Regions from separate parts of the Homo sapiens genome. Here region 1 is linked to region 2. The links are chromatin loops, found by intact Hi-C in ENCODE. Cell type or tissue: transverse colon. All regions are shown on one strand. Region 1 overlaps DYM (dymeclin). Region 2 overlaps DYM (dymeclin).

Region 1 (2,500 bases), 120 kb after region 2:
ACTTACTGCTAGCCCATAAACTTAGTAGCAGCCTTGCCTAAGTTTCTGTAATTCAGCTGGAAGGAATTCTTCTGAGAGCAGTTTACAGTTTATTGGTTTTATTTCCCATTCCACCCTCCTTAGAGATGCGGAAAGCAGCCTTGCATAAGCTGCCTCACAGCCTCTCCTAAGGCCTTCATGGGAAAACCCCCATGTAAGTCACTGAATGGAGAAAAGCTTTCACATCTTTGAGTCATTTTTATTTCTAACAATGAGAAGTGCGTTTTAACAGCGACATTACCACATCGAAATGTAAGATGTTATTATTCCAATGAAAACAAGCCACTGGGGGACTCTGCACACCCACCTAGCCCCTCTCTTCTCCCTGAGTCCGTGTGAGGTTTTCTAAAGTTTGAGGCCGTCCTAAGAACTAGGATTTTCATCTCCATTATCATGGATGAGTTTCATTTCTTCTTCACATAGCACCACAGTCCTCTCGTGATTATTGCCCTCATGTGGTTCTTTTTTTAAGGACCAGCAGCGTGCTGAGCTCTGTACCTCACACCCAGAAGGGTTTCGTGGAGCCTAAGAGAATCAAATTTAAGGATAAAGCATTAGGGTGGCCAGAACTCTGATGTCACTTTTCAAACTAACTTTGCACACAGTCAGACCCAGGCTTTAAACCTGACTCCACTCCAGCAGGCTGCATGACCTTGCAACCGAGCACTTAGCCTCTCTGAGCTCCGAGTTACCTTCTCTTCATGGGGTTGGCACTGGCCTCAGCGGGACATTTGGTGACTGACCAGGATGCCGTGGGAGCTTCAGACGGCATGATGTATGGGGAGCGCGGGTCGGTGGGAGCTACTTGTTGCCCCCCTCTTGCTACAAATGCAGATTTTTCACAGAAAAGAACATCATCGTGTTGGTACCTCTTAGACACCTGATTCCATGACAAAGACTTCCCTCTAAGCACCCACATACCTGAGAACCCCATGTCGGGCTGGAATCAACACAGTGTATGAGGAGGCTCCCAAACTCTCCAGGCCCTAGGATACCGCCCCACCAGCAGTTAGGGAACACCCAGAGAGCACTGTGCAGGGCAGGTGGGGTGCAAGGGGACTTCAGGAGTGGACGAGGAGGGAGTAGAAAGCTGGGGGCCTTAGGTGTCAGCTGAGAGGAGGGAAAGAATAAAGAAAGAAAAATAAAGCTGGGGCCTCATTGAACTCTGACTCGTGTCAGCAAGTGCTGGAAGTGGTGCCACATCCTGAGCTGATCAAACTTTGTCAGCCAGACTGGGCCAAAGAGCCCAGCTAAAGAAGTTGTCCCCTCCATTGCAGTCATGAGCAACATCATCAGCAGACACTGAGACTTCCAGCCTGCGCTGATGATGGCAAAGAGCTGGAAGGAAACACTGATGGTCTGAAAAGGCACAGGTTTCATTGAACTAGAACTAGTAGTTTTTGAAAAGGGGACTGCAGTGTGGGGGTGCAGGGTGTGGGGAGATCTAGGCCTAGGTAGTGCTAGAGCTTGGCGTCTATTTATATAACAGTCTGGTAGCCACAAAGTGGGGAGCTGCTGATCACTGAAGCCATAGCAGATGGGGGCTGTGTGTTGAAGTTACATCAATGGCCAGAACACCCTCCGTTTTAGGAATTCTTACACACTTGTTCAAGATGTAACTCTTGCCACAAAGTCTTTGCTGCTTCACTCTGCTCCTCTCTGATCATTCTGGAACTCTGAAGATCCAGCACTTAGATGTTTTTAGTTGGTTTTCTTAAATTTATTTTTCAAATTTAATTTTTTGGTTTAATTATTTTTAGAGACAGGATATCACTCTTAGGCCCAGGCTAGAGTGGACTGGCATGATTCTAGCTCACTGAAGCCTCGAACTCCTGGGCTCAAGCAATCCTCCCATCTCAGCCTCTTGAGTAGCTACAGACATGCGCCATCACATCTGGCTAATTTTTAAATTTTTTGTAAAGATAGGGTCTTGCTAGGTTGCTCAGGCTGGTCTTTAACTCCTGGGTTCAAGTGATCCTCCTGCCTTGGCCTCTCACAGTGCTGGGATTACAGGCGTGAGCTACTATACCTGGTCCAGATGCTTTTAGTCTTAATCACTGTAAATGTTATTTTAAAATTCTTGTTACTGTGTGTGTCTGTGTGTGTTGTGTCTGTGTGTCTGGTGTGTGTGTGTCTGTATGTGCATGTCTGTGTATGTCTGTGTGTGTGTCTGTGTGTGTGTGGGTGTGTCTGCATGTGAGTGTGTGGGTATCTGTTTTGTATGTATTGTGTGTGTATGTGTCTTGTGTGTTTTGTCTGTGGTGTGTGTGTGTGTGCATGTCTGTGTTGTCTGTATGTGCATGTCTGGGTGTGTGTGTATTGTGTGTGTCTGGTGTGTGTGTGTGTGTGCGCGCGCATGTCTGGGTGTGTTGTCTGTGTCTGTGTATATGTTGTGGGTATGGATGTTTGTGTTGTGTTTGTGTTATGTGTGTGAGTCTGTGGTGTGTGTGTCTATGTGTGC
Region 2 (2,500 bases):
GATATATAACTCATAACTGCTGCTACTGTTATTAATTTCTTTTTCTTCCTGAGCGCTCTCCCTCCCTTTCAACTTGTTGTATTCCTAGCATGTCAGTCACCTTATCAGCTAGCCACTGTGTTTCCCAAGTTAGAGACCTCAGTCAGCCCTGATTCCCTTCTTTCCCGCTCCATGCTGTCTCTGCCTTCCACATAGCTCCCATTTGCTTTAAGGCATCCTCATCTCTTTATTTGGATAATATGGACGTTTCCTAAAGGTTCTGTTTCTAGTCTTGTTCACTTGTCATCTCCTGTCCATCCTTTTCTCCAGGAGCAGAGGAGTCTTTCTAAAACAAGTAGAATTTTATACACTTGGCCCACATTGCTCAGGTCAGTGGTTTTCAACCTTCGGTTCTAGGAGCCCTGAAGTTCCATGGTAGAGACTCTGTGGCCACCATAGATGGCAGGGCATAGGGAGGAGGCTTAGGACATAGAGGCACAAGGAGTAATCTGCCATCCTTACTGCTGAGCCCTGCCTCCCACCTCACACCTCAATACCAAACACAGCAGTTTTGCGTTGATCACTTTCTCATATTGTAGTCCTGCTTTCATAGAACACGTCTGGCTTTCAGGATGAAGTCCAAGGTCTGAGAGAGACATGAGGCAGTTGATAAGCCATCCTCACTGCTACCCAGCCTCATTGCTGTGCTCTGCTGTGTACTCAACACTTGATGCACGTGCAGTGCTGTTTCCCCCACCCACAGGACTCGTATTTCTCTGCCCAACTCACCTTTGTGATTGCCTGATTTGCTCAGCTGACTCCTAATTGTTTCTTAAGAAGCAGTGCAGGCATCATCTCCCAAAGTGATTGCCTCTTTCTCCCTTCAGGTGCAGTTGAGCAGTCCTCACCTGTGTTCCCCTAACATTCCATGTTCACCTCCAGTCTATTTAGGCACGTCCTTTTTCACCTGACTGCGCCCTCTGGGGAGGCAGGACAGAAACTGTGTTGCTTTTGCTTTCACATTGCCTGGCACATACTAGGCGCTGGGTAAATATTTGACTCACTGTCTGTCTCAATGGCTGAGCAAGATGAAATGCAGACCTCTTAGCATGGTCCATGTGGCCTTCTTATTTGGCCCCTCTTGTCTTACCGGCTTCATTTCTTGCCACTTCTCACCCCTGTGAGTTTTCTCTATTCTTGCCTTATAAGTTATGGGTATTTCCTTGAAATCTCCCAGTGCCTTTCTAAACACTTTCCCCCTTCTGAATTACTCTTCCTCCCCGTTTGCTTTTCCAAATAGCAAGTCCTCTAACCTTCAAGGCCACAGTCAAGATAGATTTCCTCTGTGGAATGCACCTAATCTTCCCCCTGTTCTCCCACAGTGCTCTCTTCAGACCCATGGAATTCTCTGATTTCAGTATTGTAAAAATTTTTTTTTTCTCATCCCAGTAGACTTGAGTTCCTTGGGGGCGGGGAGCCATGTCTCTTTCATTATTTTGTAAGAATTAGCTTCTCACTCCGAATAGAATAAAAGTCCAGGGCTTTTGATGTGCCATAAAGCGGCCCTTCACAGTCTGGCTTCAAACTGTCTTCATTCTGGTGTCATCTCCTGCCACCATCTGTGTACCCTACACTACAGCCATTTCCACCAGCTTGTGATTTTCTCAGCGTGTTCCCGTTTGGACTGACCACACTTATTCTGTTTACATGCTGCTTTCTTTTGTGAAATGCTGTCATTGGCAGGGGCTCTGTTTTCTTCAAGATAGCATGTTCTTTTTATCAGATTTTTAAAACGTTATATAATACTTCCTGCATACACAAAAAATAGAGCAATATACCACTCTCTCATGTATGTATCCAGTGTTACCTAAGAACATTTTATATATACTGTATATGTGTCCATATATATATATATAGAGAGAGAGGGAGTACTCATGTGAGAGCTGGACTCCCTTTTTCCTCCTTCCTCAGAGAACAGTGGCTATCCTAAGTGTAGGATTTATCATTTCCATATATATTTGATGTTATTAATATATTTTATCTGTAAATGATGTGTAATATTGTTTTTCATTTTAAAAACATAAAATCAGCTTGTTCATATTTTCTAAGGATTCCTGCTTATTTTTTTACTCAACATTGTTTTTGAGATTTATTCATATTCATACATGTAGCATTAGATAATTTTAAATTGCTGTATAATATTTCCTTGTATAACTATCCCACAGTTTATTTACCCATTCTGTTCTTGATTAGTGTTTTGGCTGTTTTCATTTTTTAAATTTGTAATGAACATTCTTATGCAAAAAGAAAAACTAGTCTTTTTCAAATTTTAAAAAAGTATTCTAGCAAATAGATCCCAGCTAAGTGAATATTAAGCTAACTTAAAGATCATTTTTATTTTTAAGACTGATTTTTAAAATCAAATTTATCCATTTACATACAAACATCATATATCTTTATTCCTTATTCTGATTAGCATTAAGCTGGGGGTAAGTACGTTGAATGCAAAGCTTTAAGCAAA

What was found. Hi-C counts contacts between places; a loop is a spot of excess contacts. Peaks named below come from ENCODE experiments on the same cell type or tissue, not always from the same donor. Only the 100,000 strongest peaks of a DNase experiment are listed, where the experiment ranks them.
Region 1: it touches region 2 in a loop (6-fold over the local background); 10 of 110 quality-filtered maps call a loop at or near these places.

The regions. Positions count from the first base shown.
Region 1 is chr18:49,046,192-49,048,691 of GRCh38, reverse strand. All of the region lies in intron 17 of DYM (dymeclin), which reads left to right. DYM-AS1 (DYM antisense RNA 1) reads right to left here. Exons shown (of 5, transcript NR_148999.1): 5 at 218-564. Among named protein-coding and RNA genes, the nearest start is that of MIR4744, 2.3 kb to the left of the region's middle. RefSeq lists an enhancer at 2,371-2,500. In transverse colon, no CTCF peak of the experiment used is centred here; no DNase peak of the experiment used is centred here.
Region 2 is chr18:49,167,621-49,170,120 of GRCh38, reverse strand. The region is part of intron 14 of DYM (dymeclin); the gene reads left to right. Among named protein-coding and RNA genes, the nearest start is that of MIR4744, 120 kb to the right of the region's middle. RefSeq lists an enhancer at 878-937. In transverse colon, no CTCF peak of the experiment used is centred here; a DNase peak (open chromatin) is centred at 971.